3 separate regions of the Homo sapiens genome follow, and all the other regions are linked to region 3. Evidence: chromatin loops called from intact Hi-C (ENCODE). Cell type or tissue: HCT116. All regions are shown on one strand. Region 1 holds the start of LOC124905113 (a long non-coding RNA gene). Region 2 overlaps IL2RB (interleukin 2 receptor subunit beta). Region 3 has its middle 10 kb from the start of C1QTNF6.

Region 1 (8,000 bases), 120 kb before region 3:
ACAGTTTGATGATAGGGAGATTGATGGTTGCACAGGTCAGTAGATGCATAGATAAATGGGTAGCTGTATGAATCAATGGACAGACGGTGATTGGAGACCAGAAGATGGATGGATGGATGGATGGATGGATGGATGGATGGATGGATGGATGAATGGACAGACATACAGATGTAAATACAGAGGGGTTGGTGGGTGTTGAGAGGAGAAGCTAGAAACTTTTGCTGAAGCATGTAGCAGGCCTAGACTGCCTTTGGTGTCCCTCCAGACACTCGGCTAGGCCTGCCCTACCTTCCTGGCACTGCTCTTCGTCGCTGCCGTTGAGACAATCAGGCTGCCCATCACAGACCTTGGGCAGTGAGATGCATGTGCTGTCCTCTTTGCACTGGAATGTGGCTCTGCAAACTGTGTGGGGACACAGAGAGGGGACAGGTGGGAGGAAGCCAGAGGAGCCAGCCGGGGCTTGGCGATGCCTGTAGAAGGTGTGCTGTATTGCACGTTACCAATCACAAATCTCTTTCTCTGCTACTTTATTTTTATGTCTCGCTCTTGTCACGAAGGCTGGAGTGCGATGGCATGATCTCACTGCAACCTCCCAGGTCCAAGCGATTCTCCTGCCTCAGACTCCCGAGTAGCTGAGATTAATTACAGGCTCCTGCTACCACGCCCAGCTAATTATTGTATTTTTAGTAGAGACGGGGTTTCACCATGTTGGCCAGGCTGATCTTGAACTCCTGACCTCAGGTGATCCGCTCGACTCCGCCTCCCAAAGTGCTAGGATTACAGGCATGAGCCACTGCGCCCGGCCTCTTTCTCTGCTATTTTACACCCAAAGTTTCACAGCAACCCTGTGAGATACCCCATTTCACTGGTGGAAACAGATGAGGTGACTTGTCCAAGGTCACTTGGCTGAGCCAGAACTTGAAGCCAGATGTTCAGTTTCTGAATATGAGGTACCTCCCCCAGCACCGTGGCAGGATCATCCCCCCACCATGAACATCTCGCTTCCCTCTTCCCACATATTTAAACCTTTGACAGGGCAGAGGAGGGGGACATCTCCCTCACCCATTCTGTTCCTTCCTGGAAGGCTGGCTGGGACAGGGGCTGGGGGTGATGGCCCTGAGCTGGAAGTCAGGAGACCTGGCTCCCCACTTCTCCCTGCCACTGTCCCACGAGGTGGTCTCGGGGAGGCTGCATTGCTGGTCTGTCTCATTTTGCCACCCCGGCACAGTGAGAGAACCCCACTTCCTGGGTGCTCATAATGGAAGCTGCATGTAGAAGTGGGGTCTCCACTCAGCTCAGAGCAGGAAAGGTGAGGAAGGAGAAGGGATGGGCAGGGAGAGGAGGGATGCGCGGGCGGGTTACTCACCGCAGTTTCTCTCATCCAGGCCGTTGGGGCAGTCCTTGACCCCATCACAGGCAGGGACACAGAGTCCATTCACAGAACAGAGGAACTCTCCAGGGCAGGCTGCAAAACCACAGGGGACCGTGGAGGCAGGCAGGGCGCCATTAGGCCATGCGTAGCCGCGAAGGCGCACAAAGACACGCATGCACCTGTTCACTCACACGCGCATGGACAGGCACCCACAGACGTGGTCCTGGGCACCTGTGTACACAGTCCAAGCAGACATACATATCCAGACACACACACAGAATACACAACACACACGTGGATATGTATGAGTGTGTATTCCTGCAAACCCTTGTGGCTGCCTTGCACACGTGGGCACACAAAGCTGCATAAATTTGTGCAAGCACATACACACACACACACACTCTCTCTCTCCTTTTGTTCAGCCTCATAAGCAGCTGCCCACAGCCCCCTTGGTGGTTCCAGGGATGGCCAAGAGGCAGCGAGTCACTGCAGGGGGTTCCCCCGGCTGCCCATACTCACGGTCCGACTGGTTGTACAAGCCATAGTGCACCCGCACACCGGGCCCGGTGAGGGAGATCTGGGAGGTGAAGTTGATGGTGATCCCGGCCGTGGCCACCACGGGGATCCTCTCGGCGTAGGGCTGCAGGATGCGCAAGCCACACAGCCTGGGGGGAGTCAGAGACGACTCAGGGCTGCACTGGCTGGTCTCCTGGGTCCCGTGCACAGACAGAGCAAGGACAGGCAGCCAGAGGGGCAGGGGGAGCTGCACGCCCGCTGTGCCTCCTCTGCCCTGATTTCTCCCTTAGATGAGTGCACCCCCAGAGTCATCTTCTAGAAACTAGCCTGGCTATGCCACTGCCCTGCTCAAAAATCTTCAATGGCTCCCCATTGCCTGCCAGATAAAAAACTCAATTCTAGTCACAGTCACCTGTGAACTGTGAGGTTCTAGCAAGTCAGGGTCCTTCTTTGAGCCTCACCTTCCTCCCTTATAAAACAAGAAAAATTGGCTGGGCGCAGTGGCTCACACCTATAATCCCAGCACTTTGGGAGGCTGAGGTGGGTGGATCACCTGAAGTCGGGAGTTCGAGACCAGACTGACCAACATGGAGAAACCCCGTTGCTACTAAAAATACAAAATTAGCCAGGCATGGTGGCACATGCTTGTAATCCCAGCTACTCGGGAGGCTGAAGCAGGAGAATCGCTTGAACCCAGGAAGCAGAGGTTGCGGTGAGCCGAGATCGTGCCATTGCACTCCAGCCTGGGCAATAAGAACGAAAGTACGTCAAAAAAAGAAAGAAAGAGACAGAAGGTAGGAAGGAAGGAGGGAGGGAAAGAAGGAAGGAAGGGAGGGAGGGAAAAAGAAAGAAAGAAAGAGAAAGAAAGGAAGAAAGAAAGAAAGAAGAAAGAGAAAGAGAAAGAAAGAAAGGGAGAGAGGGAGGGAAAGAAAAAAGAAAAGAAAAGAAAGAAAGAGAAAGAAAGAAAGGAAAAATTATTTCTGTTGATCTTGAATCTGACAAAAGGCTTCAATGTGTCAGTTGAGGCAAAAGCCCTTGACTGCCCCACTGTCCACAGATGTGCACGGTCATCTGCCTTGAGCTTGGTGTGGGACGAGGGGGCAGCAGTGCTCCCCATTTAGGCACCAACCCTCCTGCCTCCCTGTGACACTGTGGGCTTGAGGGAAGGACCAGTCCTTCTCCCATGACCAGTAGCTTAGTGCTGATGGGCAGCACCTTCTCTGTGCATGGCCACACGGGGTGGGACCACCCCCAGCTGTGGGAGCACCCTCACATCCCTGCTGGACAACACCGCCCCTGCACCCCTGCCATACCACCACCAAGAAGATACCGTTGTTCAAACAGAGCAGGTGGGGGAATCTCCAGAGAGGCTGAGTCTTTCTCTCCTACCAGAGAACAGGTAGGAGCCCTCCCATCTCCAGGGCATGGGCCCAGGGGTTCCTCCTGCAGAGAGTCCGGTGCACCTCACCCCACAGAGCAAGTGGGCAGCGGCATGACTTCACAGAGTGGGTGCAGCCACTCCCCCAGGACAGTGGGACCCTCCCTCCACAGCAGCCGGGGGTTCCTTTTCATCCCAGGTGGGACACCCTTGCAGAACAGATGGGGACAGCTTCATCAGCTCATAGAAATGCCCTCCACAGAGCAAATCAGAGTGCTTTGCAGATGGGGGAAACACACTCAGGGTGCAGGTTGAAAATCTGCAGGGAGAGCTGAAAATGCCCCTGGCAGAGAAAGCAGATGGAAATCCAGAGAGCATCAGGAATGCCCCTGAAGGCCAGTGGGGACATCCCACAGCAAATCCAACACCCTGCGGAGCCGGCCATGATTCCCAAGGGCCAGGCACTTCCCCAGAACTTCTAGAATGTGGTAAGCACTTAACCGTTCAATAAGTTAATCAATTCCTTAGCCACCGAACAGCTGAAGATGAGCTTTGAGGCTGTTTTAACATCTCCAGGTGTGTGGCTGGGGCTGAGCCTCATTGGCTATGGCATCACAAGGCCTCATTGCACGGGGATTCTGAGGTTCAAGCAGCACCTCCACCCAGGGAGGGAGGAATTGCTCTCATCCCATTTTACAGATGAGGCTCAAGAGTGCAGGAGCCAAGGTGGAGCCAGAATCTTGCCTCAGGACCCAGAAGAGCTCACCTAGCTTGCTTGAGGGGAGGGCTCCGAATTCCCACTGCAACAGGAGCTCTGAGGTCTGAGCCCCCTACATGCCCCATGTCCTCCACACGCCTGGCCTAGACTCTGGCACCCCCCTAAGTCTATCTGGCCACAGTGACCACGATCTTACCCTTACACCAACCAGCAGTTCTCAAAGCACAGTCAGGGGACCCCTGGGGGTCCAAAAGTCATGTTTATAGTAACACTCAGATATCATTTGCCTTTTTTGCCCTCATTCTCTCATAAGGTGACAGGCGAGTTTTCCAGAGACTGATGTGTGACATCGGGACTGATTGAACTCGGAGGCAGATTCGAAGGTCCCGCCTGTAGTCTGTGAAGCCAGTTGTTAAAGAAATGTACAAAAATGTAAAATGACAGCACTCTTGTCACTAAATGTTTTTACTTTTGGAGGATGCAACTAATTTTCATAGAATGTTATTTATATTCAAATGTGTAATGGGCTTATAATTATATTAAAAGAATTAATAAACATTTTAAAATTTTGTTTCAATTTCTAATGCTGCAAGTATAGATCTATAACCTGTATAAGCAAAAACTCTTTAGGGTACTCAGTCATTTTGCGGAGAGTGACTGGGTCCTGAGGCAGAACAGGTTGGGAGCCGCCACCCCCGACCATGGTTCCCCCAGCCCAGCAGGGCCGGTGGGGGACGAGGCACCGCCAGGGGGCGCCCCTGAGCAAGCCTGGCCCTCTTGCTCTTGTAAAACCCAGGAAACGCAGGTTTTGGTGTCTGTTTGTCTATAAAGTTATCATGGATTGTTTTCCTCACAGAAGGACCTCAGGAAGTAGACAGGGGAGCCAGGGGTTGGGAAGGACTAGTGCGGGGAATGAGGAGTCAAGCGCATCCCATGGGCCTTGGGGTGTCCCTTCCCACAGTCACAGGGAGATTGTGGGGAGACAGAGAAGGAACCCAAGCCGGGGTTGGAGGGGAGTGGAACGTTTCACCCTAGAAGCAACTGCGTTGAGGACCTGTAGTGTCACCCAAGCCTTGGGCAGGGGCTGTAAGGCAAAGACACCTGTGCCTGCTACAGGAAGTTCTCTCAACCTCCAGGGAGAGTCCTAGAACCAGTCTGTAGCTGGCAGCAACCTTTCCCCAGGGCCTCACCGTGTACCCGGGAACCTGTCTGTCTGGGCAGTGTTTGGTTCTCACTCTGGAGGCCTGGAGCACGGGTAGAGGTGGTGGAATCCCTGGAACAAGCGTCTGCTTAGAAAGCGCCAGAGAGGAATTCAAGGCAGCGGCTGAAATCTAGTGGCCCAAGCGGAGTCACTCAGCGTAAAGACAATCTGTTTATGCACCATGTAGAAATTGCTTCATTGAGTCGCGAGCTAATTTCACATAATAATCCAGATTCCTGCTCCTTTAGAAGGAGAAGAGGAAGAGGAAGAGGAAGAGGAAGGAGGAGGCGGAGGAGAAGAAGAAGAAAAGATGAAGAGGAAGAAAGGAGAAAGAGAATGAGGAGAAGGAGGAGGAGAAGAAGAAGGAGGAGGAGGAAGAGGAGAAGGAGAAGAAGAAGAAAGAGGAGGAGGAGAAGGAAGAGAAGGAGAAGAAGGAGAAGAGGAAGGGAGAAGAAGGGAAAAGGAGAATAAGGAAGAAGAAAGAAGAAAGAGAAAGAAGAGGAAGAAGGAGAAGGAGAAGGAGAAAAAGAGAAAGAAAGAAAGAAAAAGAAAGAAAGAAAGAAAGAAAGAAAGAAAGAAAGAAAGAAAGAGAAAGAGAGAAAGAAAGAAAAGCCCCGAAAACACCACTGGACTACCCTACCCCCCATCATAGACTCTAGCCCTGGCCTGGCCCCTTGGCCCATCTGAGTTTTCTGTTTCTGCTGCAGAACTCTCTGGGGGAGGGTGCACATTCTCTGGCTCTCCAGTGCCTCCCGTCCAACAAGTGCTCCCCTCTAGCCCTCTCCAAGAAGCACCAGAAGCCTGACTGCTGCGATGCCTGCCAGTTCATCTTGGCTACAAAGTACTGAGTGTCTGAAGGCACATTTTTGCACCGTGTGGCCTGCCTTGCTTCCTCACCTCTCTGGATATGGGGAATATTTCCTTCTTGCCTCATCCAGGAGGTAGACAGGGACCCTGTCAGGATGTACTGCCTGGAGGGATAGATGCATGGATGGATGGATGGATGGATGGAAGGGTGGGGAGAACACAAGAAGGAAGAAGGAAAGAAGGGTGCGTGGGTGGATGAATGCACACCCCCGTGCCCTTACCTACAGACAGATTAAAGGGGAAGGAGGGTCACAGAAGGCAAGTGCTGAAGAGGGGAGGAGAGCAGCACCTGGCATTGCCAGAGCTCTAGACCTGGGGCTGCAGAGCTGAATTGGCAGCCTGGCTTTGCCCCAGGAACAAGCTGTGTGACCTTGGGTCACCCTCAGCAAGCTTTAGTTTTCACATTTGTAAAACAGGGGTGATCGTATCTCCCTTGTGGCATGGTTTAAGGCATGCATAGGAAATGACTTCTTTGAAGCACTTGCTGACGTCAGGCTGTGAGCTCATGGAGGAAGCAGCTTGCACTCTCCTGCACGGCCAGCCCAGCTCAGGTCAGCCACACTGAAGTTCCTACTAAGTGTCTGTGGCTGCCGCCTGTGCTGGCCACTAGCGCTCCGGAGAACACAAGGGCCACCCCATAGCCAGGCCAGGCCGGGTCGGGGGTGGCTCCAGCTGGCCTAGGGAACCCATGGTTCTGCCTGTCCCCACTGGCTGGGAGTGAGTGGAAATGGTGGGGCGAATCACAAGAGAAGTGATGTCACAGGAGAGGAAGCTGGCAGGAGGCAGGTTCCCGGAAAGGGGGAAGCCCGTGCTTCGGTGGCAGCCCGTGAGAGTGGCTTCTGCGAAATGGAGCAGCCATGGCCAGATCTCACGGGCCAAGTCCCTCTACCACCCCCAGGCCACTCAAGGGCCTGAGGCCTCAGCTGGGCTCAAGTGGGCACCGGGAGAAGCTAGGTAGAAAGCAGGCAGGTCAGGGGTGAAGGAGGCACCACAGTCTCAGAGGAGTCAGGTGAAGTGCCTAAGGATGCTTAGTCCATGGGGGGCCCACCAGGCCAGCCTTTCCTCATCACTACGCTGGCACTTGAGGGTTAAGATACCCTCTCCCCTGACCCGCCCTCTCCATCAATGGGCATTCTGGGCCAAAGGGCTGTACCTCCCCCTCCCTAAAGTGCCTTGTCTGAAAATCTGCTCTTCCCTAGACCTCTCATGTCTTTGCCACCCACACAAGCAGATTTCCAACAAATGCTCATTCTAAGAATTTCTCAGCATCTACATGGGATGATCACTATCGCCCATGATCATAACTAGAGGGCACAGTGGCCCAGTGCGGATGGTTTGCAGGCGCCACCTCTGCCTTCCCTTCCACATTCATTCACACAGGAGGAGTCTGCGGGGAGGGGACAAGAGTCTGCCCCTGGGGACCCTGGACCCTTAATGAAAGTCTGAGAAGAAAGGGCTGGGACTTCCCAGGCCGCTCTGGAACTGGTGGGACAGCCACAGAAACTGTCGATCCCCCCACCCAGATGCCAGTGGGTTGGCTGGGGATGCCTTGGCTGAGGGAGTCACCAGCTGGCATGGGCCGCTAGAGGCTCAGAGGGAAGAATCGCACACGTGGACCACACACACATGCACGTACACGTGCACAGACATGCATGGATGTACGCACGCACACAGACATGCATCTGTGCACCCACGTGCACTCCAGATCAGGCTGCCTGGCCTTAACTCTGGCTCAAAGAGCTGGGTGACTTTGTGCAAATTACTTCATCTCTCTGTGTCTTGGGTGTCTCACTGGTCTGTGAAGGCAGTACAGGCACCTGCTTCCTCGCTGGGTTGTTGAGGCTGAAAGAGCCAGCACCATAAACCCCTCAGCTTGTGCCTGCCCAGAGCAGAGTGAGAGCCGGTGATGAACGCAGGTTTGTTGCACTTGACCTAAGCCCGCGTGTGC
Region 2 (8,000 bases), 64 kb before region 3:
CAAGGCTGAGGGAAGAATTTTAAGGAAATACATTCCCGCACATTAAGAGTACTGCAACTAATGGCCAGGCACGGTGGCGCACGCCTGTAATCCCAGCACTTTGGGAGGCCGAGGCGGGCAGATCACCTGAGATCAGGAGTTCAAGACCAGCCTGGCCAACATGGCAAAACCCCGTCTCTATTAAAAGTACAAGAATTAGCCAAGTGTGGTGGTGTGTGCTTGTAGTCCCAGCTACTCGGGAGACTGAGGCAGGAGCATCGGTTGAACCCAGGAGGCAGAGTTTGCAGTGAGCTGAGGTCGTGCCATTGCACTCTAGCCTGGACGACAGAGCAAGACTCCATCTCAAAAAATAAATAAATAAATAAATAAATAAAAGCACTGCAACTAAGATATTCTCATCTTGGGAGTTTTCCAAGGAGTTCCAGAAGGGGCCCTTGATCAGCCCTGATAGAGAACTCCAAAGCCAGGTCATGACAGCTCTGGTCCGGCATGGCTTTCCTCCTCCGCCACTCTTCTTGACCTCCCTCTGCCCCTACCTCATCCCCACCCCCCAATCTTGGGAGCCTAGAGTGGGGCTAGGGTGGTAAAAAGTACCCCCCATGTCCCCCCTTCATTCTTGAAGCTTCCTGCCTGAAGGGGGCATGGGCTGGGGAAGAGGAGACGACGGAATCTGAGATGGAGTTTAGAGCGTTACTGATCTGCGGGCCGGCACTTTAAAAATGAATCGGTGTTTTGTGACTCAAAGTGACGGGAAGACTTGTTAGTATCCACGCTAAGTTATGGAGCCTGCTCAGGAATTTTGAGCAGGGACAGGAGAAGCACAGAGCATGTCTGCACAGACAGTGGGGTGGAGAGAGCTTGTGCTGGCAGGTCCTGTTCGTTCAGCACACCGGCAACGGTAATACCAGATAGGGTACTTTTTTTTTTTTTTTGAGATGGAGTCTCACTCTGTCGCCCAGGCTGGAGTGCAGTGGTGCCATCTCAGCTCACTGTAACCTCCGCCTCCTGGGTTCAAGCGATTCCCCTGTCTCAGCCTCCTGAGTAGCTGGGATTACAGGCATGCACCACCAGCCCGGCTAATTTTTGTATTTTTAGTAGAGACAGGGCTTCACCATGTTGGTCAGGCTGGTCTCGAACTCCTGACCTCGTGATCTACCTGCCACAGCCTCCCAAAGTGCTGGGATTACAGGCATGAACCACTGCACCCAGCCTGATAGGGTTCTTTTGAACACTAACTGCGTGCCAGGCAATGTACTCAGGGCAGGACACATAGTAACACTGTTTTTCTCCTCATCTAACAGGTGGGGAAACTGAGGCCCAGGGAGGCTCTATAGGCCCAAGGTCACACAGCCAGAATGTGGTGGAGCTGGGATTAGAACCCAGGCAGTCTGGCTCAGATGGAAAGTGCCAGAGCTGGAGAAGAGACCCATGCACACCCCGGAGGCTGCTCACTTCGGCGTTTTGTCTCCTCTCACAAAACACAAAATTAGCTACTAACCTGCCACCCCCTCATCCCACTCACACCCCTGCCCACCTCTGTCTCCCCGCCCCGGCCTCCTACCTGGACGTCTCCTCCATGCTCTGAGCTCAGCTGGGAAAAGAACTTCGAGGGGTCTGGGGTGTTACACTTCAGGACCTTCTTCAGCCTGGACAGAGGAGAGGAGGGAAGGAGGAGGGTGAGAAAGGGAAGGACCGCGGTGTTATGCCATCGGCACCACAGCTCTGGATGCCAGGCACGGAGCCGCACCACATTTACTTATGTATTTCTTCCGCCGATACTAAGTGTTCACTGTGGGAGGACGCTGTGTTGGGCACTGGGGAGACAAGAATGGCCAACAAAGGAGGTCCCTGCTCTCAAGGAGCTGACATTCTCATGGGGAGATGGACACAAAGCATGTTGCAACATCACCATTCATTCTGTGGAGACAGAGAGCACAGTGCTACACAAGACGGGGAGGTGGGGGTCGATGGGGGTGAACACACAAGCCAGAGTGGTCAGGGACGGAGATGGCTAGAAGAAGTGGAATGAACCAGGAGGCGGGAGAGAGGAGATGGGCTTTCTTGTCAGGGCTGCCATGGATGGTGGTTCAGGTTGTACACTGCCCAAGGGCATTAGGCTTGGGCAGGGAGTGGGAAAGGTGGTGGTGAGTGAGGCTGAATTCCAGCCCATGTTCTGCTTGCTAAGCTGAGTGCCTGGAAGCTGTGTACATCACCGTGAAGAAAGAGGCACCATTTTTGATTTGCCCAAAGGTTCCACACAGCTGGTGGAGGCCCTCAAGGGCCAGGGTGTACTGCAGCGCAGTGAGCGGCCTCTGAAGAGTGTTAAACAGGAGAATGACATGGTGGAGAAAGCACTGAAGGGGCGCAAGAACGACAAGGAGGAGGGCAGTCTGGAGGCCACTGAACCCATGCCTGGGAGAGGACCTCTCCCTCTACAGGGACATGGTTTCCCTGAAGGCCTGCAGGGAGCTGTGGGCGGAGGGGACGGGTGGGTGGAGGAATGCTTGTCTTCTTGGGAGGAAAGAGGAAACGGGGCTCCGAACACTGCCGAGAACCACTGCTCCAGGACGAGGGTCAGGAGAGCGGCAGTCACTCCTAACTGGCTATGTGACCTTGGGCAAGTCAGCTGACTTCTCTGGCCAGTCCTGGCATCAGTTAAAAGGCAATGGTAGCCCCTGACTCACTGCCTTCCCAGTGCTGGGGAAAGTCGAGTGAGGTGACACAGCTAGGCACGCTTTGCAAACCTCTTGGGAGAAGCAGGGCTCTCATCAGGGGGCCACAACCCCCGGTCAGAAGTGTCACCTCCTCACCGCTTTGCCCTCCACCAGGCCACGCTCCACACAGCAGCCAGGGCTACAGAGGGCGAAGTGGATCCTGTCCCACTTCTGGGGAAACCCTCCATGACTGCTCGGCACACGGCCCAGGTCCTCACCACAGCCTGAGGCCCCAGGAAGCATCACTGCCGCCACAGGCCCAGGCTCAAGTTCAGCCTCCTGCCCCACCCACTTCTGTCTCCAGCCACACCAGCGCCCCTGCACTCTGTTCCTGGAAGTTTCTTCCCTCCTGCCTGCCCAGGGCCTTTGCACATGCTGTTTCCTCTGCCTGGGACACTCTCCCCATCCCCTCCACACCCCCCATGGGCTCCCACTACAGATTTCAACAGAATCATCCCTTCCTCAGGGAAACCAGCCCTGGCCACGCCCCAGCCAAGTTTCCCCTCCCTGTTTTCTGCTCCTGATACAGTCAGCACTCAGGATCCGTGGGTTCTGCACTCACGGATTCAGCCAATCTCTGATCAAAAATATTCAGGAAAAAAAAACCCTCATAGCAATACAATAATAAAAAATAATACAAATTTTTAAAATACAGCATAACAACTATTTACATAGCATTTACATGGTATTAGGTATTATAAGTAATCTAGGAGATGACCTAAAGTCTCTGGGAGGGTGTGTGTAGGTTACACGCAAATATTCTGCTGTGTTAAATCAGGGACTTGAGGCCGGGCGTGGGGGCTCACACCTGTAATCTTAGCATTTTGGGAGGCCAAGGCGAGTGGATCACCTGAGGTCAGGAGTTTGAAACCAGCTTGGCCAACATGGTGAAACCCCGTCTGTACTAAAAATACAAAAACTTAGCAGAGCACGGTGGCGTGTGCCTGTAGTCCCAGCTACTCGGGAGGATGACGCAGGAGAATCGCTTGAACCCTGGAGGTGGAGGTTGCAGTGAGTCGAGATTGCGCCACTGTACTCCAGCCTAGGTGACAGAGTGAGACTCTATCTCACAAAAAATAAATAAATAAAATAAAACAAAAATCAGAGACTTGAGTATCCACCAGCTTTGGTATCTGTAGGGGGTAGGGAGGGTCCTGGAACTGGTTTCCATGGATCCTAAGGAATGGCAATACGTCGACATCCTCCTCTGCCATCCTGATCCCGGTGTGTCATTACACACCTGCATGATTGTCTGCCTTCCCCCACTGGGCCGTGAGCTGCCTGGAGCTGGGGCGCATGCATGCGGCCTGCCACTGTGTTCCCAGCTCTTTGAGCTGTACCTGGCATGCAGCTCGTACTCAGTGAATATGGGAATAAGCGAATGACAGACCTAGATGGACCGGCGGGGACCCAGACACAGAGACAGCTGACATGTGCACACGGGCATCCCCAGTCCTGAGAGCAGTGTTCTGGACAGGGCCCCGGGGCTCTCCCTGGAGGGCTGCACCTCCCACCTTCCCCTCGGGTTGGTTCCACAGGGCCCCCCTGTGGGGATGCGACACAGGGAAAGGCCAGGTTTTGGACAGGGAGGACTCTTTGGAGGGTAGACGAAGCACGGGTGTATCAGAGCAGGGGGTTCGGTCCAGAATCTGACCTGGCAAGGTGGCATGTGTTCATGTAAGTGTGTGTGTGTGTGTATGTGTGCTTGTGTGCGTGTGTGTGCATGTGTGTGCATGTGTGTGCACGTTGGAGGGGTGGGAGCATGAAGGAAGGGGAGGAGAACCTTCTTACCATGGCCCGGTGTTCCTGCAGTTGATCAGCAAGTACACTAAGATGATGAAGCCAAAAGCCCCGCTGAGGCCCACGAGGAGGTGGCCGAGCCACGGAATGGTGTCCTTCCCAAGGGCTGCCCAGGGGTGGGAGAAACAGCAAGGAGAGGGGTTAGAGAAGTGCCCTCACTCACCCTGGGTCGGTCACCCCAACACCCCCATCCAGGGCCCTGCCACGCAGGCCTGCGTCTGGGGGGCTGGGGACAGGGTTCTGCTAAGCCCATCCTCTGGGAAGCCAGATTTCATGCTAAAAAGAAATGACACGGTGGCATTCTAAGAGCTCCTCCAGCTCCAGACAGATCCCATGGGCCCCCCTGGTGAGCCTACAGCCCCCCACCACCCCCACAGCAGCCTGGGCTCCAGCTGGCTGCACCCCTCTCTCCACCTCCCTCCAAGCACCACTTAGAGGACCCCAGGTCTTGCTTGGGCTTGAACTCGAAATGTGGTGCGATGAGGGACAGGCGCCCAGCAGACCTGCTGAGGGCCAGGCTGCCGGGACATCACACGCCTTCCTCACAGCAGCTCTGCCTCACGGTCACTGTACCCATTTCACAGATCAGGCCGAGAGGTGAAAGCAGCCACCCCCAGCCCCAGAAGAAACCAGGAGTTGGAGATTTCAGGGTGGAGAAGAGTGAAAACAGCCTTTCGACCCCTCCCCAACTCACAAGGCCCATGGCAAGCCCCGTCCCCTCACTGAACCCCTGTTCCTGTCTGAAAAGCGAGCCCCCTGCAGGGTTACAGCAAGTGAGGGATGGAGCTGACTGCTATACCCTCACCCCAGGCAGGGAGAGAATGGAGCAGCTCCTCCTCCAGCCGCCCCCTCCTGCCTGAGCCCCCTCTCACCCTTGCCGCCCACCAGTACCTGCAGGCTTTGTCCTGAAGGCCAGGGGCTGGCTCCAGGGGCTCCAGGTCGTGAACTCGCCTTGCAGAGGCTTGACCCGCACCTGAAACTCATACTGGGTGTCTGGGGTGAGCGTCTCCAGGCAGATCCATTCCTGCTTCTGCTTGAGAGTCAGCAGGGGGGCCTCCTGGGTCGGAGACAGGACTGTCAGCGCCCACCTCACCTCCCATGGCAGGGCCAGGAGGCTGAGCATCACAGAACCCCCCCCCAACCCCTGCCAGCTGCACCCCCACTTCCTTGCCACCCAAAGCTCCCTCACTACCCAGTTGCTGGGGCCTCAAACCCCAGGGTCATCCCCTAAAGCCCAAGTCATCAGCTAATCAGCTGGTTCCACCTCCAGAACCTGGTTCCACCTCCATAGCCATTCCAGAACCATCCCCCTCTCTCCCCGCCGCACTCACCCCAGGCCTGAGCTGCCGCCCTCTCCCAAGCCTGCAGCTGGTCTCTGGTTCCCACCCGTGCCCCGCTGCAGTCTAGTCTCCACAGGACCAGAAAGTGGGACGTCTCCGCACACCTCTCCCACCCTGGGTCACTCTTTTTGCCTCCTCCTGCTCCCCAGACACATAGCAGCATCCTGCCTTTGCCGTGGCAGGTCTTTCTAATTTTGCAAAACTTCTCCCCAGATCTTTGCAGGTCAGCTCCTTCTGGACACCCAGGTGTCCAAGGGGCCTTCCCTGGTCACCTGAGTCTGAAGTAGCCTGTGCCAGTCACTGTCAAATTCCTTGCCCCGTTGGGTTTTCTTGATGGAACTTATCACTATCCGGGTGCCTCACTATCCCAGACCCTGTCGCTACATCTGCTGACTGACTGCCTGCCTGCCCTGCCCCAGTCTGAGATTCCTGAGAGTGGAAGTTTGCTGAGCTCACCCTCCGCTCTCTCCCCATCATTCAGCGCATAGTAGGTGCTCAGCAAATATTTATTGAGTGAGCAGTTGAGTGAATGAAGAAATGAGTGTAAGTGAATGAATAAGCAACAGGCCCGCACGGATGTGGAGCAGATGGGCTTTGACACGTGGAGGGTTGGCTTCCCTGGCCTCTGAAAGCCCATGGGGCTGGGCAGCTGCCTATCTCCTGGCTTTCTGAATCTTTCCCTGGTGTCAGCCTGGAACCTGCTGCCAGCTGGATCCCCAGGATTAAGGGGGCTAGATAAGGACGTGGAAGTCGGGGAGGCAGCCCCAGGCAGTGCAGAAAGAGCACTGGACTCAGCCACCCACCATCCACCTGGGGCTGAGGGGACCTCGACACAATGAAAAAGGGACAGGACATGGACCAGGACAGGAAGGAGGAACCAAGGCAGGTACGGACTGGGCCACATTCTCACCTCCCAGGTGTGGCCTGGGGACAGCGTCCGGGCCTCGAACTCCAGGTGTCTTTCAAAGTAGTGGGAGGCTTGGGAGATTTCCCAGCTTATGTTGCATCTGTGGGTCTCCACGTGGACAACTTGGAGGGAGATGGGGGCCATCAGGCGAACTGGAGACAACAGGGGGTAGGGGAGAGCAGTCAGCCATGACCTCCACCTCCCACTTTGTACCTGCCACTCCTCCCTCCTGGCACATGCTACCACCTCCCCTACCCCCCGACCCAAAGCCCCAGGACCCGCTCCCTCACTGCCTCCAGGCCTCTCTCAATGATCACCTCTTGAGAGAAGCCTTCCCTGACCACTCACCACTCTGCATCCCCCTTGCCTGTTTCACTTTTATTCCCAGTGCTTATCATCACCTGACCTACGAAATATATGGTTTGGTTTCTTTACTCATTTTCTGTCTCCCCCAGCAGACTGTGAGCTCCTTGAGGGCAGGGACTTGGTTGTCTGCTGTGTCCTTGGCACCTGGAAGATTACCTGGCACTTGATTCAGTAGCTGCTGGATGAATGACTCACGGCAGCTTTTCTCTGCACTTACAATTGACCTGAGAGCTTTCCATGGATCATCTCATTTATTTTAAGTGTGATGATTATAACACTGTGATTCTGAAGTTAAATGAATCTCAGTTTCTATACTTCTAAGACTCTATAGAACCACATAAGTGATAAGCAGATGCTGAGTGCTGACTACATGGTAAGCAGTTTCTATGTCTCAGTTCAAAGATGCCTTACAAGCCTGGTAGGTAGGTGACTCCGATTCTCCCCAAAACTCAGGCTCAGAAAGTTTCGATGGTCTGCCAGTCAGATCACATCCAGTTCAGGCCTGACTCTCACTTTCCACCCCACTGCTTCCCTGGAGATGGCCCCCAAGGTCAGCAGGCAGTCGCTCAGGCATTCAACAAACCTTCCCAGACCACTGTCCTGATGAGACCTAGTGCTGGGTGCGTGGCAAGGAGACACAGGGGTGGCAGAGACTCTGCCTTCAGGGTGCTCACAGCCCAGTGAAAGAGACAGACCTACAATCAGGCAGTAACAACCCAGGACATACATTCCCAGAAAGAGGAGGTACAAAGGGCTAGGGGAGTCTAGGAAGGCCTCCTGGAGGAAGTGACTTTCAACTAAGCCTCGAAACGTGAGTGGGAATTTTCCAGGTGTAAAGGGCCTTCCAGGCAGTGGGATCGGCATGTGCAAGGG
Region 3 (8,000 bases):
CAGATTTTCTAAAGCTTAAGACTAGCCCCCATGAATTCTTTTTCGTATTAATCAAATTCCTTGCAGGAGAGACAAACAGTGATTTTTATCATTTATTCAACCAGTTTGCACCAAGAGAGGCCAGAAGCCTGACTGGTAAGAAATTCTTACCCTTTGCCAGCATGCCAGGTTTCTGGGTTCCCTTTCTCTCTGTGGCTTTGATGGCCCTGCTTACTGTGCCATTGCTATGGGGGCCAAGACACGTTACAAAAGAAAATCGTCTTTTTCCATTTCATGGAACCACAGGCAAAAGCCTCTTAATTTTGTAAGATGCTGTCCAACAGGCTGCATGGGGAAACCAAATTAACATTTTCCATTCCAGGAGACTAGCCACCCCACTCAGTGCCCAACATCAACCTGGCAAGGCTCAAACTTGCTCCCGATGGCCCTTGTCATCTTTGATCCACTCCAAGTGAGGTGGAATGCCCTCCAACCAGAAGTTTCAACATATGGTAGCTGGGCAAGATGGAAGAGTGGAGAGTCACCCTGAGTGACAGAAAAGATAGAAAAGAGAAAGGAGAGAGGAAGAAAAGCATTGCCTGCCGGGGGGTGGAGAAGCTGAGGAGCTCAGGGAGGCCAGAGGCCTCCATTCCATTGACACTGGATCAATAGTTCAGGAGGTCGCTTGTCAGTAGCAAAGGTATCTTTTCCAGCAATCTCATCATCTCTAAAGTTTCCCCCTTTGGGGAGAAGAAAGCTCCCCATGTCCCATGATCCTGTACGTGCCTAATCCTGTCACTCACAGCTGTCAGCAAACAGTGCAAGGCAGATTAATGAAAAGAGAATAGTGGTTAATATCCCATAGTGCCTAATCCATTTCTCCTTACCAAGGGACATGACCGAGGGGGACCTCTAACTCCCTAAGGACTCCAACCTTCTTCATTTGGGCCTCTAACCCAATTTCTGATAAGCATCTTTGCCCTTCACTAAGAGGGGCCTTTAACCCCCTATTTCTGAGGAGGGAACCTAACCCAAATCCATACATTACCCAGAATAAAATATCCCTCACTTACCCAAAGTCAGCCAATTGGGGCTGTAGTCTATTTCCTTTGGGTTGAGGGTGTTTTCTGGTATCGTCCCTTCGTGGTTCACTAGAAAAAATGGTACTGGAAAGGGGTCCCAATCCAGACCCAAAGAGAGGGTTCCTGGACTCGCACAAGAAAGAATTTGAGGTGAGTCCACAGAGTGAAGTCAAAGCAAGTTTACAGAGAAGTAAAGAAACAAAAGAATGGCTACTCCATAGACAGACCACCCCTGAGCGCTGCTGGTTGGCTGTTTTTATGGTTATTTCTTGATTATATGCTAAACAAAGGGTGGATTATTAATCAGTTTTCCAAGAAAGGGGAGATTTCCCCAGAACTGAGAGTTCCTCCCGCTTTTAGACCGTATAAGGTAATTTCTGGACATTGCCATGGCATTTGTAAATTGTCATGGTGCTGGTGGGAGTGTCTTTTAGCATGCTAATGCATTATAATTAGTGTATAATGAGCAGTGAGGATGACCAGAGATCACTTTCATCACCATCTTGGATTTGGTGTGTTTTGGCCGGCTTGTTTAGCGCATCCTGTTTATCAGCAGGGTATTTATGACCTGTATCTTATGATACCAGTCCTGCCGACTCCCATCTCATCCTGTGACTAAAAATGCCTAACCTCCTGGGAATGCAGCCCAGCAGGTCTCAGCCCTATTTTACCCAGCTCCTACTCAAGATGGAGTGGCTCTGGTTCTAACACCTCTGACACAGGGCCAGGGCGGCAGCCAAGTCGCTCCTCTATGCTCCAGCCCCAGCTACACCAAAGTCTTCTTCCTCTGACTGGAATTCTGCCATTGTTACTGACTCACCCTGGTCTTCTAGAACTATTCCCTTGTGGAAATGACCCCCAACAAGTTCACAGGAGGGCAGCCTGTTTGCCTCTGGGTCTGGCAGGGTCCTGCCTCAGTTTCCTTCTTGTTAGGCAGGGGGAAGTTTGGCAAAGACTCTCTGCCCTGGCTTCCTGGGGCCCGAGACTCCTGTATAAAGACTGTCTCAAATGTCCCTTATCCTCCACCAAGGGATTTGGTGGGTTTTGGCTGGCTTGTTTACAGCATCCTCCTATTCTACATTTGTTGAAGACTTACTGCCTGGGCCAGGTCTCATCTCTCTAGGGGCTTTTGGTCCCCAAAGGGTGTTTATATCCATTACTTCAACTAGTCCTAGGGAGCTGGGGTCAGGCAGCTGAAGTGACTTGCCCAAGGTCACATAACTGGTAGAGAGGAGCAAAGCCCCCTACAGAAGGGAAGACTCTCCAACCCGATGGAATTCCCTCGGGGCTTGGGCATGGGCGGGGAACAATGCCTGCAGGTCAGGGCCGTCCTGGGAGGAGGGAGGTGCAGGAGTGCGGGGACCCCGGCGGGGAGTGGGGATATATTTAAATCTGGGGCTTCAGGTGCTAAATCCCATTCCCCCACTCACAGCTGGGCCAAGTGTGGAGGATGGGACGGCCCCTGGGCTCTGCGTCCTCAACCAGGGCTCATCCTTGGGCCTCCAATTTCCAATTTATTTGGGGGGATAATCAAACAGAAGAATATGAAGCCTGGAAAGATCCTCAGAAATGATCTCATCTGATTCTTTCATCTGACCAGCAGGGACACTGTGGCCCAGGGAGGATTTATCTTTGGCCCAAAGGTCACATGGCAGACTACAATCCAAGCTGGGATGACAGCCAGACTCTCCCAACCTCCAGCCTTGTGCTGTCACCCCTCCCAAACCGACTTGGAATCCCCCAGGTCATCCATTCAGGGGTGCAAGGGGGCCCAAAGGAAAGCAGACTAAAGGACTTTGGCCACTGGGAACACCCAAAGGCCTGCACTGGCCCTGCTCTCTACGTGGCCCTGCCCCAGGCAGCATTCCCAGGGCGCAGAGCCAGGGCTGCAGAGGGAGGGAGCCAAGGGGAGCCTCCCTCCCTGCTTCTAAGGGAAAAGGGTTGAGTCGGCAGCACTGGAGAGGGAGACAGCTCCTGCCTGGCTCCAAGCCTTCGGGCTTAGAAAACCTGACCTTCTGAGGAAACAGGGATAGAGAGAACCATCAATGGGACTTGGGGAGAAACAGGCTGGGGACACAGCAATGGTTTTGTCAAGGGCCAACTGTGTGCCTGGCAGTGTTCCATACCGCCCTCAACAGCTCCTCTGCAGAGAAGAGCTGTTCAACCCACTTCACAGGTGAGGAGGCTGAGGTCTGAAAAGCCAGGCAACTCACCAGGTTCTGGTGCCAGCTCATTTGGCTCCCGGCCATGCAATGCCCCGGAGAAGAGCCTCCTGTCCCTCTAGGTGCAGGGCAGCTGGCAGGAGTCAGAGCAGACAAGAGAGAACTCTGGAATATTACACTTCAGTATTTTCCCTCCCATTAGCTTTGACCGTGCCTGAAAATTCCTCCATTTGTGCGTCATCCGTTGGTGTCCCAGCCTTTCTGACGATCTCCTCAGCTGGTCAGGTGGCCTGAAAACAGAGCTCCAGCCCTGGGGCAGACAAACCTGGGTGATGACTCAGCTCCCCCTCCTAGCTGTGTGACCTCGGGCAAGTTTACCTCTCTGAGCCTTGGTGTCCCTGGGCCAGATAAACATGAGGAGGCCAGGACCATCGGGGCCGACTGGTGGAATGCCCGATGGGGGCACTCCCCACTGGCCACCCATCAGTAAAGCTGTGTGCCCTTTCCCAGGCACCCTGGGACCCAGGACAACAGCATGACCAGGAGGAGCGCAGGCCCAGGGTGGCTCTCATCACCCTGCTATCACTCCCAGCAGCAAAGGAGTAACCCCAATGCAGAAACCCAGGGTACAGGCCCTGCTTCCCCAGCCACTCCCCACCCTTTCCCCTGCCTCCAGAAGCTGGCTTTTCTCCCCAACCATTCTGTGGGCCTTCCATATCTTGACTCCTCTAATCCTTCCAACAATGCTCTGACGTAGGCACACGTGTTACCTCGTCTGTCCATTTTACAGACGAGATAGATGAGGCACATACTGACCAAGAGCCAAGCCCCTGGCCACCATCCTGCACTCGCCCACGTTCCAGCCCAGGGTCAGGAGAGGGTGTGAAAATAGGCACATTCAGTCAGCGCTTACAAAGCACGGCGCGCTTCATGTATTTAAAAAATAAAATGTGTGCCTGTCAAAAAGGGAGACAGGACAGTAAACATGATTCCTGGCGTCCGCTATGTAGGCTCTGAGTGGCAAGTCACAGATCTAACTGTTCAAGCGCAGAGATCAATTTCAACAAAGGAAGACGCGAGCGCCTCCTGCTGGGCAGAGCCCCCGCGCCCGGGAACCCGGGACGCTCCCCGCTCCCCGGTCCCCGGCCCCCGCCCGTCCCACCAGCCCGTCCCCTCAGGGAACTTTGGGGCAGGCCAGGGCGCCCATGCACTCGCTTCTTCCTCCAAACCCCCGCAGTCCCCGCAGCAACCCCCACCCCCCACACACAAACCGGCTTCCTCCCACGAGGAGAGCCCCGGGCCTGGTTCTACCGACTCCCCCACGTTGAACCGCCCAGGGGCCGGGGAAAGTTTCGCTCTCCGGAACCAGGTTCCCCGTCCTGGGCTTTCAGGACGTCGGATCCCAAAGGTGTTCAGCGGAGTTGGGCGGGCTGTCATGTTTTACAAAAGGGGAAACTGAGTCTGGAGAGCGCCAGCTCCGCGCCAGGCCCTCTGCCCCGGCGGGAAACCTGCTGATTGTTGGAGGGGAAACCGAGACTCAGGGACACTGAGGGGCAGCAACTTCCTCCCCCGACACGACAGAACAGTGGCAGAGCCTGCCTGCTGGGGCGTGCGGCTGGCGCCAACCTCTCCCTTTCTCCCTGCAAAACGAAGGCGAAAGACGCCCCCACGCCAGGCTCGGGGAGCCCCTCCCTCTCCACCCGCTTCCCCCTCAAACCCTGGTTCGTGTCTCCCTCTGCATAGCCCAGGGCCCAGGCAAGCGGAACCCCTACATCCACGACAGCGCCACGGGCCCGAGGGACGAGGACCTGCCTCTCTGGCCCACCCGGGCCTCGCGCCCGGAGGGCGGAGCCACAGCCGCGCCGGGAAACTGCCTTTGCACTTCCGGCGTAGGGCGAAGCCGAGCAGATCGGAACAAGGCCGAGTCTGGCCGAGTGCTGCCGAATACAGCCGAGTAGAGCCGAGCCTGGCCGAGTGGAGCCAAGGGTCGCCGAATAGAGACGAGTCCAGCCGAGCGGAGCTGCGGGTCGGATACCACGCGGCTACTGGGCGAGGCCTGAGGACCCGCGGCGCCCCCTGCCGGGCCTGGGGAGCACAGAGCCACGCTCCAGCCGTCCCCGCAGCCCTGCGACAGGCTTTTGAGATGGGCGTGGGAGCCCATTTTTTCGGATGAGGAAACTGAGTCTACGAGAGGTTCTGAGGCTGGCTCAAAGGCACTCAGCGCTAAGAGGCAGTGGCGCTGGGGTTCAAACCCGATTGCGTGGCCAGGAGCTCACCTTTCACTGCCGACCACGTAATGGGCATCGTGCGTTTGTTCCGTTCTCCCTCTGGCAGCTGCCGTTTGATAAGGCCCAACAGGGAGAGCCCCTCCCTTCTGAAGAGCAGGCGCAGGGTCCTGGCTGGAGCTCAGAGGCAACCCCTGATCTTACAGAGGGAGACACCAGGCAGGCTCTGGGGCCTGTTGAGCCAGCAGTTCCCCTGAGCAAATATTGACACATTTGCTGGCCTTTAAAGCGGACAGGAGGGTGGAGAGGCCACATCCCAGCTCTTCCCCTGCTAGGATCCGATACACCCCACCCCACCGTAGGCCTCAGTTTCTCCACCTGTAAGATGGTGACAGAGGATGTGGGTTCCAGGAGAGTGTGAGCCAGAACCTGAGGTGTCTGGGACCCCAGGGGACCCTGAGTGTGGCCCAGGCACCTTTTTTTTTTTTTTTTTTTAAGATGGAGTCTCGCTCTGTCACCCAGACTAGAGTGCAGTGGTATGTTCTCCGATGACTGCAACCTCCGCCTCCTGGGTTCAAGCGATTCTCCTGCCTCAGCCTCCCGAGTAGCTGGGACTACAGGCACGTGCCACCATCAAGCCCAGCTAATTTTTTTGTATTTTTAGTAGAGACGAGGTTTCACCATGTTAGCCAGGATGGTCTCGATCTCCTGACCTCGTGATCCGCCCGCCTCGGCCTCCCAAAGTGCTGGGATTACAGGCGTGAGTCACCGCGCCCAGCCGGCCCAGGCACTTTTTTTGAGCCTATGAGAAAATGAAGGTTTGTCTCACCCTCCACACACAGGTGTGCACTCATGTGTGCCCGTCATTCACCCCTCAGTGTGGTGCACGCTGCTGTGAGGTTTGCTGGAGGCCTGCTGGGATTCTGGGGAGGAACCAAGGTCCCCATGGGGCCTGGGCTGCCCTCTGCCTGTTGGGTCTTCCCAGAGGGTGTTGTCTGCCATGGCCACCAGGGACACCAGTGGCCTCAGAGCTCTCCCCACGCCCAGCATCACTCCCGTCCACTCAGCCCCCATTTTCATAGTTTTGTTTTTAAACTATGGGCCCTGGACTAGGAACTGTGTTTTGGATCTGGCTCAGACCCAAAACAGCCCTTGGCCACCAAGCTCTGGACCTTGTTGGAGAGTTTGAAGGAATGAATGGGTTAACCCAACAGGTCCTCTGGGAGACCCAGGAGAGAAGGGGCCATTATCTCCATTTTGCAAGTAGGAATTTTGAGTTTGCTAGGCCTGCTTTAACAAAGCACCACATACTGGGAAGACTTAAACAACAGAAACTGATTGTCTCACAGTTCTGGGGGTAGAAGTCCAGGCTTGGCCTCAGCAGGGCTAGTTCCTTCTGAGGGCTGCAAGGGAAGGAAGAGCTGTTTCAGGCCTGCTCCTAGCTTCTGCTGCGCTGGTAATCGTTGGCGTTCCTTGGCTTGCGGATGCCTTGTTTGATCTTTACCTTCATGTTCACATGGCGTCTCCCTCCTGGGTGCCTGTCTGTGTCTGAATCTCCACTTTTTTTTTTTTTTTTTTTTTTTTTGAGATGGAGTTTTGCTCTGTTGCCCAGACTGGAGTGCGGTGGCGTGATCTCAGCTCACTGCAACCTCTGCCTCCCAGATTCAGGTGATTCTCCTGCCTCAACCTCCCTAGCTAGCAGCTGGGATTAGAGGCGCATGCCACTATGCCTGACTAATTTTTGTATTTTTAGTAAAGATGGGGTTTCACCATGTTGACCAGGGTGGCCTCAAACTCCTGACCTCAGGTGATCCACCCGCCTCAGCCTCCCAAAGTGCTGCGATTACAGGCATGAGCCACCGTGCCTGGCCTCCCCGCTTCTTAGGGACACCAGTCGTATTGGATTAGGGGCCATCCCTGCTCCAGTATGACCTCTTCACTACCTACAACTGTGATGACCCCATTTCCAAATATCAGGTCACATTCTGAGGCTCTGGAGGTTAGGACTTCAACATAGAAATTTAGAGGGGGACAGAATTCAGCCTTAACAGGAATGGATGCCCTAGGAAGCCCTGTGTGACACATTCTCTGTCCCTAAAAAGGGGCCTCTTTGCTACCTTTCTTCCTTTCACTCACTGCCTTCCTCCAGCTCAGGGCCTTAGCACGTGCAGATACCTCTGCCTGGCACACTTAGGCTGAAACTTCCACTCTAGATGCAGCTCCCACCAGCCCCCAACCCTCCTAGTGCTCTCCCAGAGCACACTGCACTTCTCCCTCCCCACTGAGCCCCCAAAATAGGGCTACACTTCCTTGTGTGGTTGCCTGTGAGTGCTGAGAGTGCGGGACCCCTGTCCATTTGCCTGCACTGGCCCCCAGCCGCATGTCAGGACCTTGCATACAGCTGGTGCTCAGAAAAGCCTTTGTTAGCTAAGTGAACCACATCCAGAGGTGAAATAAATGGCCCAAGGCCACACAGTAGGTTTGCTGCGGGAGACATAGGGCCCAGGCCTGCTGACTTTGGCCCCATGACTTTCAGGGAGACATTTCTCCCT

Evidence for each region. Hi-C counts contacts between places; a loop is a spot of excess contacts. Peaks named below come from ENCODE experiments on the same cell type or tissue, not always from the same donor. Only the 100,000 strongest peaks of a DNase experiment are listed, where the experiment ranks them.
Region 1: it touches region 3 in a loop (9-fold over the local background); 81 of 110 quality-filtered maps call a loop at or near these places.
Region 2: a loop joins it to region 3, with 4 times the contacts of the local background. A loop is called at or near these places in 13 of 110 quality-filtered maps.

What each region holds. Positions count from the first base shown.
Region 1 is chr22:37,073,244-37,081,243 of GRCh38, forward strand. It overlaps TMPRSS6 (transmembrane serine protease 6), which reads right to left. Exons shown (of 18, transcript NM_001374504.1): 11 at 1,892-2,037; 12 at 1,367-1,465; 13 at 289-402. LOC124905113 (a long non-coding RNA gene) reads left to right here and starts at 3,845. Exons shown (of 2, transcript XR_007068092.1): 1 at 3,845-4,085; 2 at 4,298-4,561. RefSeq lists enhancers at 4,526-5,027, 7,138-8,000 and a silencer at 4,615-4,754. In HCT116, a CTCF peak has its summit at 4,725 (motif pointing right); a DNase peak (open chromatin) is centred at 4,758; H3K27me3 peaks cover 1,844 bases.
Region 2 is chr22:37,130,823-37,138,822 of GRCh38, forward strand. It overlaps IL2RB (interleukin 2 receptor subunit beta), which reads right to left. Exons shown (of 10, transcript NM_000878.5): 6 at 6,765-6,913; 7 at 5,406-5,571; 8 at 4,506-4,620; 9 at 1,562-1,646. Among named protein-coding and RNA genes, the nearest start is that of IL2RB, 15 kb to the right of the region's middle. In HCT116, no CTCF peak of the experiment used is centred here; no DNase peak of the experiment used is centred here.
Region 3 is chr22:37,194,329-37,202,328 of GRCh38, forward strand. It overlaps a transcript of C1QTNF6 not described here. Among named protein-coding and RNA genes, the nearest start is that of C1QTNF6, 10 kb to the left of the region's middle. RefSeq lists enhancers at 3,380-3,950, 3,951-4,520, 6,592-6,681, 6,702-6,751 and silencers at 4,203-4,432, 5,223-5,402. In HCT116, CTCF peaks have their summits at 2,684, 4,316 (motif pointing left), 5,331 (motif pointing left) and 6,466; DNase peaks (open chromatin) are centred at 2,993, 3,473, 4,263 and 5,183; H3K4me3 peaks cover 3,793 bases; H3K27ac peaks cover 4,464 bases.